Linked DNA regions of Homo sapiens: region 2 is linked to region 1. Evidence: chromatin loops called from intact Hi-C (ENCODE). Cell type or tissue: IMR-90. All regions are shown on one strand. Links, peaks and the distances in the headings refer to the core of each region. The heading gives the core; the rest is flanking DNA. Region 1 has its middle 22 kb from the start of LINC01778. Region 2 overlaps ZCCHC17 (zinc finger CCHC-type containing 17).

Region 1 (5,377 bases), core at 250-5,249:
GTTAGCAGTGATCCTATTGTATGACAATTATTTGATTAGCCGTCCCCTCTCCCCATCAGACTTTGAAAACTCCTCAATAATATCCTAATAGCTGTCATCACTGAGGGCTTACTATGTGCTGGGTACCGTGCTAAGACTTTACCTGCCTGATTTTCAGTTTTCTCAATAACCCTGGAGGCAGGCAGCATGCCTATCCCCATTTTACTAAGACAAATGGAAGCACGGCCAGGTGAAATGACTTGCCTGAGGTCACACAGCACTTAAGTGGCAAAGCAGTCCCTGCAGAGGTAGCCTCTTAACCAGCCCTCTTTGCTGTTTCCTCTTCCAAGCTCAGGCCCCAGCACAGATCAGCCATGCCCAGAGATCTGCTGAGTGAATGAATGAGCGGGAGACCCCCCACGGCCAGGTCTATAGATTGGGAGGTTTAGGGAAGGGAACTAGCATGGAGTGAGCTCGTGAGTGTGACAGGAGTGCCCCCAGCAGCCCTGGGGCCCTGATACTATTATAGATTGAGTGTCGCTAACGGGAAAATCTGAAATCTAAAATACTCCAGAATTGGAAACTTTTTGAGCACCGACATGATGTTGAAAGGAAATACTCATTGGAGCATTTTGCATTTCTGATTTTCAGATTAGGGGTGCTCAATTGGTACAACACAAATATCCCCAAATCCAAAAAAGTTCAAAACCCCAAACACTTCTGGTCCCAAGCATTTCAGATAAGGGATACACAACCTGTATTTCAGTTCACAGATGAGGAAATGGAAGCTTGGAGCTCTTAAAGGACTCCCCCAAGCCCAGAGTAAATTGGTTGCAGAGGCAGGGGGTGTGTGATTCACAGCCCAGGTTGGGACAAAGGTCTGGGGGGCCCTCTGCTTCTGGAGAGGAGAGAGAGGCTCCTTTTTATTTCACCAAAGCTCCCCCTGCAGAGATTGGGGTCATGGCCTTGACTCTGTTGTCAGGGGGCCTGAGAAGGGCATGGTCGGGACGTTTTCAAGTAAGAATTCAGCTAAGGCCTGGTGAGGAGAGGCCGTGTGAAGTGTCTGCTGGAGGAGGGAGAAAGTGAGTGTAAGTTGTGGGTAAGAACTTGAGCTTTGGAAATGGACAGTGCTGGGTTTGAGTCCTGCCTCTGCTATCTGTTAGCTGTGTGACCTTGGGCAATGCGTTCACCTCTCAGAATCTTACTCACCTTATCTGTAAAATGGGGATACTATGCCTCATATCAGGTTCTATTGAGGATCACAAAATGTTGCATCCAAAGTGTTAGTACTTGGCACATGGCACTTTGTAAATAGTAGTGTTTATTAGTAGAGTCAGCATTAGGCTAGAATTCGGGTTAGGTTGAGTTGATAGAATTTTGAGGGAAAACCTCGGACCCAGGGCTGCCAGACTGTTTGGGACCTGTCTGCACTTGTCTGTGCCTTAGGATCGCCCAGAGGACTCTGCTAGGGATCAGGACAGGGCTGAGCTCAGAGCTGGGTCTTAGGTCATAGCAGAATGAAGAGTGAAACAGACTGGAGTTAGAATCCTGCTTTTCCCACATTGCTGGGTGACCTTGGACAATGTATTTGCTCTCTCTTTCTCTTTTATTTTTATCGTTTTGAGACAGGGTTTCCCTCTGTCCCCCAGGCTGGAGTGCAGTGGCTTGATCATAGCTCATTGCAGCCTCGACCTCCTGGGTGTAGGTGTTTCTCCCACTTCAGGCTCCCAAGTAGCAGCTGGGACTGCAGGCGCACACCACCATGCCCAACTGGTTTTTTTTTTTTTTTTGAGACAGAGTTTTGCTCTTGTTGCCCAGGCTGGAGTGCAATGGCACGATCTCAGGTCACCGAAACCTCTGTCTCCCGGGATCAAGTGATTCTCCTGCCTCAGCCTCCCAAGTAACTGGGATTACAGGCATGCGGCACTATGCCCAGCTAATTTTGTATTTTTGGTAGAGATGGGGTTTCACCACATTGGTCAGGCTGGTCTCAAACCCCTGACCTCTGGTGATCCTTCCACCTTGGCCTCCTAAAGTGCTGGGATTACAGGTGTGAGCCACTGTGCCCAGCCCCCCAGCTGTTTTATTTATTTATTTATATTTATTATTGTTATTTTTTTGAGATGGAGTTTCTCTCTTGTTGCCCAGGCTGGGGTGCAATGGCACAGTCTCAGCTCACTGCAATCTCTGCCTACTGGGTTCAAGCGATTCTCTTGCCTCAGTCTCCTGAGTAGCTGGGATTACAGGCACCTGCCACCACGCCTGGCTAATTTTTGTATTTTAGTAGAGACGGGGGTTTCACCATGTTGGTTAGGCTGGTCTTGAACTCCTGATCTCAGGTGATCCACCCGTCTCGGCCTCCCAAAGTGCTGGGATTATGGGCGTGAGCCACTGCGCCCAGCCTTATTTTTTGTATTTTTAGTTTGAGGCTGGCCTCGAACTCCTGAGCTCAAGTGATCCTCTCGCCTTGGCCTCCCAAAGTACTGGGATTACAGGCATGAGCCACCGTGCCAGGCCCACTTGCTGTCTTTAAGCTTCAGTTTCCCTCTCTGTAAAATGGGGGTAATACCACCCACCCCAACAAGGCGTTTGGTTAGGATTAAGTAAGATCATGGTGCCAGCCCTTAGACCTCAGTGAGTGTTTTACATTTTAAAAATGATTTTCCTCCCCAGCAGTTTTCCACGTCAAATTATTTGTTTCTAGAGAACGACCACGTAGCTGCTTGTAGCTGGCTTTCTTCGTCCATCCTTCCATCCACCCGCGGTTGGTCCCTGCTGGAGTCAGATCTGCAGCGGGCACTGTGGATCCAGAGGCAGCAGAGGAGAGGGGTCAGGAGAGGCCTCCCTAGGGCTGAGATCCCTGGTTGAGTTTTGCAGGCTGGCAGGGGAGCTGCATGTGCGAAGGCACAGAGGCCTGCCCGTGGAACTATGCGGAGCTTTATGAAAATCGGAATGGGTCAGGGGTACAAGCAAAGCCCCAGCGTTTCCAGCGTTCTTCCCAACCCTGTCGCCTGTCGCTCGACGCGGACCTCCTGCAAACGAAGCGCGGGTGCCCTCTGCTGGCCTTTCCGCGGACTGCAACTTCTACTTTGGGGACTCCCAGCCCCCGTGTCTTTGGGAGGCAAATGTCCATAAAAGCTGGAGTATCTCAACTGGAAAGACCCTCAGAAATCACCCACCCCTGACTTCCCGATGGAGACATGAGGCCCTGTGTGGGGCAGGGAGCTTGCACAGGGCAGGAATTCGGGCCCCTGAATCCAATAGAGGCTGGGCTGGCAGTGCCTGGGGTAGGGAGGTGCCCAGGGAGGGTTCTGGCCACGGAGCTCCAGCCTGCAGGAGGTGGGATGGGGGGTGGAGGGTGACTGCAGAGAGCAGAGGGGGTTTCAGATTCTCAGCCCCTTGCCCCATCTGGCTGGCTTAGTCGTGGGATTTCCTGTTTTGTCTTGGAGCAGCGGCATTGCAACCTGATAGCCATGAAACAGGAGCTCAAGATGAGTGTGTGTGTGTGTGTGTGTGTGTGTGTGTGTGTGTGTGTGTTTGTGTGTGTGTGTCTTGAAGGGTGATGTTGGCATCAATCAGTAGGTGTCCTGGGCTGGTGACATCACCCCCCTACTGCTCTGATCTTCCTTTAAAGCTCTTCCTTTCTCCACTCCTAAGTCCCCAGCGGCTGCCACTATCGCCTGGCCCTTGGTTCTCCAGCAAAGGTGGTGGCAGGTGAGAGGACATGAAAGCAGGAAAGACCCTTACCTTTAGAGCCCCAACAGAAGATAGCCATGGGTGCCAAAGCCCGGATGGGCTCAGAATGGGCAGGCTTCATAGGCGATGAGAAATGGGGAGGGTAAGAGAGAAGCAAGTTGAGGACAGTGCTCAAGCTTCTGGCCTAGATGATGGGTTGTGCCCTCGATGAGATGAGGAGCTTGGGAAGACCACAGTGACCTGATGCCTGGAAGCTCATCCTCTGTGGAGAGCACTGTTTTCTATATCATCCTCCTGGCAGGGTGGCTGTGTATGTGTGTGTGCATGTGTGTGTGTGTACATAGGCACTGTGTGTGTGCTGGGTATGCCATGTCCATCAGCTGGGAGACTGGGTTTACTAGGGATGGGGCCATAAGACCAGGAGGAGGCCTGCCTTGGCTAGGAAGTGACCCTTTGTTTCCAGTATGGATCACATCAAGGCCAGTAAGACTGCGGTCTGTTCCTGGTTGATGGTGGGCAAGGAGGGCCTGGCTTAGCCTGGCTTAGAGTGCAGATGGGAGTTCCAGGCCTGCACCCATCTTTCCCAGTAGGGTGGCCTCAGGCAAGTGCCTGCCTCTCTCTAGGCCTCTGTGCCCTCACCTGACAAATGGGGCCAATGAAGCATAGATGCGTGGAGAGGGCGAATGAGGCACTGCAGGAAGAGTGCCCAGTGCCGCGTCTGGCACACCGTGGGCCCTGGGTGAAGGGCGGAAGGTATTAGTATTTCTTAGCTGGCTGCTCTGGTGCTTGGTAGTCGGGACCCATCTCCCTGTCTGACTTTATTGCTCCTAGGCCTTCCTCCTCACTCTGCTCCAGCTGCACTGGCCCTCCTTCCATGCCTGGAGAACACCAAGTTCATTCCAGTAGGGAGCCTGCACCGCGGCTCTTCCTGCTGCTGGGTTCAGTTGTTGCATTGCCTGTTCCTTCTCAGCTCTCAGGTCCCTGTCTAATGTCACCTCCCTGGGGCAGTCTCTCTGACTACTATAGCAAGGCACCTACTGTGCCTCTCGACAGCCAGCCTGCCTTCCTTCCTTCTCTTTCTTTCTTTCTTCCTTCCTCCTTCCCTCTTTCCCTTTTATTTCTTTCTTTCTTTCTCTTTCTTTCCCTCCCTCTCTCCCTCTCCCTCCCTTTCTTTCTCTCTTTCTCTTTTCTTTTCATTTCTTTTCTTTCTTTCTTTCTTTCTTTCTTTCTCTCTCTTTTTTTCTCTTTCTTTCCCTCCCTCTCTCCCTCTCCCTCCTTCTTTCTTTTTCTCTCTCTTTTCTTTTCATTTCTTTTCTTTCTTTCTTTCTTTCTTTCTTTCTTTCTTTCTTTCTTTCTTTCTTTCTTTCCTTTCCTTTCCTTTCTCTCTTTCTTTCTTTCCTTTCTTTCTTTTTTTCGTCTTTCCCTCCCTCCCTCTCTCTTTCTTTCTTCCCTCCTTCCTTCCCTCCCTCCCTTCCTTCCTTCCTTCTTCCTCCCTTTTTCTTTTTTGAGATAGGGTCTTGTTCTGTTGCCCAGGCTGAGTACAGTGGTACAATCATAGCTCACTGTAACTTTGAACTCCTGGGTTCAAGGGATCCTCCCACCTGGGCCTCCCAAAATGCTGGGATTACAGGCATGAGCCACCATGCCTGACCCCTGTTGTCTGGGGCACTGTTGTTGGAGTAGGTGCTGCTGGAGAGTGCAA
Region 2 (5,377 bases), core at 260-5,259, 530 kb before region 1:
GCATGGAAATTCATGCCTGTAATTCCAGCACTTGGGGAGGCAAAGGCAGGAGGATCACTTGAGCCCAGGAGTTTGAACCAGCCTGGGTAGTAACACAGTGAGACCCCATCTTGACAAAAAAATTAAAAAAAAAAAAAAAAAAAAGGCCAGGTTTAGTGGTGCGTGCCTGTAGTCCCAGATACTCAGGAGGCTGAGGTGGCAAGATCAGTTGAGCCCAGGAGGCTGAGGTTGCAGTGAGCCGTGATGGCACCACTGTACTCCAGCCTGGGTGACAAAGAGAGACCCTGTCTCAAAAAAGAAAGAAAAATTGTCTCTACTTATATTCTATATTAACTCCATAATAGCTGGGATCATTTTTGTCTGGTTCGCTCTTATATCTCCCAAACCTAGCACATATTAAGCACTTAAATATTGTTGAATAATAGTTCTTTCATGCCTATCTCCTGTGCTGTCTCTGGTAGAACAGGACTCAGTGTATGCTCTTATTTCTCCTGTGGTCGGCCCACACCCACAGCCCTCATACCCTCAAGTGAGTAACAGGGTCCTTCAGATTTTTTTCACTTTCTGCACATTGCATGGTGCCAGATATTAGGGAAAATGACTGTAAACTATCTGTGTTCTTTTTGTTTTGTCCCAAACTGAAGTGTATCTGGCAGGTATTCTTTGAAGTCTGTGATAAACACTTGTCCCATAGGTCAACTTTCCTTCTCTCTTTTTGGTTCTTTTTTCTCTCCTCCGGCCCACCCTATGGGTAAACTTCAGGGAGGGAAGTTTTACAAACGTGCACTTATTGCACCACACTTTTATAGCTCATATCATTCCTTCTGAGTTTGCAGGACAGTCTACCAGAAGGTTTGAATTCAGAATAGATTCTAATGGCAGGATTTAAAAATAAGATTATCAGCACAATTAACAAAATTTACACACTCACTATCATAAAATATCAAAAATCCCAGCTCTTCCTAATCCTTTCTAACCACAAGGGAGCCGCACAGAACTTTACCTCTCGGCCAATAAGCTTCACCCACACTTTATCTCCAACATCTACTATCTCAGAGGGCTTATCCACCCGACAGGATGACATATGAGTTCGATGGACCAGACCTGGGCACAAGAAGAAGAAATAACGTAAAGCAGAGGGCATATCTGGTATTTATACTCTAAACTGGATAAGAAGGTAAGAGTTGGGGAATGCAAGGGAAAAATGAAAATTTTTACTGAAAAGCGTGAAACTTAAAACTGCAAATTGAGACTGCTTTTTATACCCAATCAACCAACAAACATTCTTAAAATAATGCTCAAAGTGGCCGGGCACAGTGGCTCATGCCTGTAATCCCAGAACTTTGGAAGGCTGAGGCGGGCAGATTGCCTGAGCTCAGGAGTTCAAGACCAGCCTGGGAAACATGCCAAAACCCAGTCTCTACAAAAAATACAAAAAAAAAAAAACCTGGCCAGGCATGGTGGCACGTGTCTGTAGCTCTAGCTACTTAGGAGGCTGAGATGGGAGGATCGCATGAGCCCAGGAGGCTGAAACTGCAGTGAGCTGCAACTGCACCACTGCACTCCAGCCCAGGTGACAGAGTGAGACCTTGGTTCAAAAAAATAAGTAAATAAAATAGGCCAGGCACAGTGGCTCACGCCTGTAATCCCAACACTTTGCAAGGCCAAGATGGGAGAATACCTTGAGGCAAGGAGTTTGAGACCAGCCTGGTCAACATAACGAGACCCCATCTCTATTTTTTAAATATTGTAAATCTTATTTTAAAAATAAAAAACAAAAAATTTAAAAAATGTAATGCTCCATATTAGTAAAGATGTGATAAAATATCTGTAGTTACACAATACTGATAGAAATATAAGTTGGTAAAATTATTTGAAAGCAAAAAGATAAAGATGTTTATCTTTGATGCAAGAATATCATCAATAGAATTTTTTCAAAGGAAAAACTCACAAGAGCCAAAAAACTTACAGAGCTGAAATAACTTGCAGTCTAGCCTGGGCAACATGATAAAACCCCATCTCTACCAAAAATACAAAAATTACCTGGGCGTGGTGGTGCAAACCTGTGATCCCAGCTACTCAAGAGGCTGAGGTGGGAGCACTGCTTGAGCCCAGGAGGCAGAGGTTGGAGTGAGCTGAGATTGCGCCACTGCACTCCAGCCTGGGTGACAGAGCAAGACCCCCATCTCACAAATAAATAAATACATACATACATACATAAATACATAAATAACTTGCGGTATTATTACCTACAGAGGTTAAAAAATATATAAGAACCATAAAACAACCCTAATGAACAATAACTGGAAAACAGCATGGCAAACATAGTAAATCTGTGGAATAAAAAAGTAAACAGCCATTTAAATTAATTACAAAAAATATTTATGATAGACGTTAAGTTAAAAAAGGAAATATAAACAAGCTACTATTTTTAATCCATTAAATTAGCAAAGTATTTAGAAAATAATATTCAATGTGGTGAAAGGATAGTAAAATAAGAACTATTACTAAGGCTAGAATAAACTTTTGGAAGTCACTATCAATGGCTATCAAGAATGATAAAATACTAATAAACTATTACACATTTAATAAAAATAATTTAAAATGAAATAATTGCTGGGCATGGAAGCTCAGGCCTGTAATCCCAGCACTTTGGGAGGACTGCTTGAGCCCAGGTATTCAAGACTAGCCTGGGCAATACAGTGAGACCCCATCTCTAGAAAAATTACAGAAAAATTAATAGGATGTGGTGGTGCATGCTTGTAGTCCTAGATACTCAGGAGGCTGAGGTGGGAGGATGGCTTGAGCCCAGGAAGTCAAGGCTACAGTAAGCTGTGATGGCACCACTGCACTCCAGCCTAGGTGACAGAGCGAGACTTTGTCTCAAAAATAAATCAAATAATATTTTAATAACATTTAATAAAACACTTATAGCAAACATCCTTTTCCTGTCTGTCCAAAATCCTTTCCTTGGGAGAACCACCTTGCTTATTACATTTTACATATACAAATCAGGATTGTAAACTACAAAAAATTGCCAAAGCCAATCTTTACCACCAGATGGCAAGAGTCTGCCAGAGAAAAGCAAAGAAGAGCACTGGTAAACAAGAAGCAAAGCCCTGGGAGTATAAACTGAGCACCCAATACAGCAAAGGCTGAAGTCCCAGCAATAGAGGAAAGAGACAAGGGGCAGAAACATAACTGAGAAACATAACTGAGAGTTATCCTGGAAGCCCCTGACAAGATTGGCCAAAATGTTTCCCAATTAAGTTTCTGCCCCTTGCAACCAAGAGTTCTAATACTTTATTTGACCCCTAATTGCTTCTGGGAACCTGTCCTAAGAAAATAACTTTATACATAGGAAAAACTATATGCTTCAGGAAAAGTGATTTACATCAAAATATTCAATGTATTTTTAAGACAGGAAAATTTAGAAACAACAAAGGATAACAATTAGGTCAATTATGGTATAGTCGCTTGATGGTCCATTCAAAAGATTTTTAAACAAGTCAATAATTCCTTCTTTAGTAAATAGTTATTGAGTGCCTATTATGTATCAAGTACTGTAGGTATCTAGCATTTTCCCATACTAAATAACAAAAGCATAATGCAAAATTATACAGTATGATTACAAATGCTTTAAAAACATTTTAAAAATTAGAAAGAAATGACTTGAAATGCCAACAGTGGTTATAGTATTACAAGTTAACCTTTTCATTTATTTTCGATAATAAATAATAATAGAGGATTACTTCAATTCTGGAGAAAATGAACATAAATAATTACTCTGAATGAATAAAAATCAGTCATCCTGTCTAAAATAACTGCCCTCCCTGAAGTTGCTTGGGAAATTTATCCACCTCTATTCTCATTCTCCCACTCTCTCTTTCACACACACACACACACACACACACACACACACACACACACACACACACACAGAGAGAGAGAGAGAGAGAGAGAGAGAGAGAGAGATGCACATGGATGCCTGCAGATGCCTGAAACTCAAAATACCTGCCCTTTCTGTTTAGAGCTCCTACTGGGAGCCACTACTTTCTCTATCCATCATCACTACATCCCACATACCTACATAAGCTGATTCTGGAGGTTGATAGCCTACCTATCTAAACAACTCTGGGGCCTCTAAAATGTTTTATATACATTATGTTTTTAATTTTAGATCAACACACAATCTCCAAATTTGGTGAAATTCATGCAAATGGGGTTTATTTTTTTCCCCTATGATGTAATGAGCCAACTAGCCTAATTTTAAAGTTTGAAGAGGAAATTCAGATCCCATAAAGGGGAAGCCCTTCATCTTGACTTGTTTTTGGCTGCAACTGTCCTCTACTGGTTAAAATTCATCTCTTTCCTCTATTGCTAATGAAAGTTATGATGGAAATTAATGTTGAACCTAATATACTTGAGGGAACACTATTCTTCTTCCCTAAAACAGAAAGTCTATTTACTGGAGTACCACATAGAAATAATGGCATCAAAACTTGTCCTTCTCTCACCTGATTCCATATAACCAGTGAAAAAATGACAAAAGATTTCAAATGAACTTTTTTTGTCTTTAAGTAGCTTAAGCAAGTTAATTTGAAATATTTTGCTCTTTTACGCTATAAATGTATTTATTTTATGCTACAACTGAATTTCCATGGGTCTTTAGAGTATATCTAAGAGTCAGTGAGAGTAAACTATATATATACACACACATACACACACACATATGTATTTTATTTTTTATTTTTTTGAGATGGAGTCTCACTCTGTCACCCAGGCTGGAGTGCAGTGGCACAATCTCTGCTCACTGCAACCTCCACCTCCTGGGTTCAAGTGATTCTCCTGCCTCAGCCTCCCGAGTAGCTGCGATTACAGGTGCCTGCCACCACGCCCGGCTAATTTTTTGTATTTTTAGTAGAGACAGGGTTTCACTATGTTGGCCAGGCTGGTCTTGAACTCCTGATCTCTTGATCCACCCGCCCTGGCCTCCCAAAGTGCTGGGATTACAGGTGTGAGCCACTGCACCCGGCATTTTTTTAAATTCTATTTTATTATTTTATTGTACTTATTTTATTTTATTTTTGGTACAGGTAGCTCTCTCCTGGATAAACATGACCAGTCTAGAAGCGTTAGCAGTGAAAAACTGGAAACAACTTAAAATGATTATGTGGTACATCTGAATGACAGAATAAAGCCATTAAATGTTTATAGAAAATATTTTTTTAATGGGGAAATGTTTAAGGTCCATTACGTGCAAAAAACTACACATTTTAAATATACAGTATAATCTTAATCTCAACATATTAAATTGTGTACACATATGTGAATATACAGAAATACACCAAAATGTTGGCCAAGCGCGGTGGCTCAT

The links. A loop is a pair of places that touch in the nucleus more often than their neighbours do. Peaks named below come from ENCODE experiments on the same cell type or tissue, not always from the same donor. Only the 100,000 strongest peaks of a DNase experiment are listed, where the experiment ranks them.
Region 2: a loop joins it to region 1, with 7 times the contacts of the local background. A loop is called at or near these places in 4 of 110 quality-filtered maps.

What each region holds. Positions count from the first base shown.
Region 1 is chr1:30,799,567-30,804,943 of GRCh38, reverse strand. No RefSeq gene overlaps it. Among named protein-coding and RNA genes, the nearest start is that of LINC01778, 22 kb to the left of the region's middle. RefSeq lists enhancers at 1-628, 2,868-3,162. In IMR-90, for the core only: a CTCF peak has its summit at 3,029 (motif pointing left); no DNase peak of the experiment used is centred there.
Region 2 is chr1:31,332,902-31,338,278 of GRCh38, reverse strand. It overlaps ZCCHC17 (zinc finger CCHC-type containing 17), which reads right to left. Exons shown (of 8, transcript NM_016505.4): 4 at 1,004-1,104. Among named protein-coding and RNA genes, the nearest start is that of FABP3, 37 kb to the left of the region's middle. In IMR-90, for the core only: a CTCF peak has its summit at 3,068 (motif pointing right); no DNase peak of the experiment used is centred there.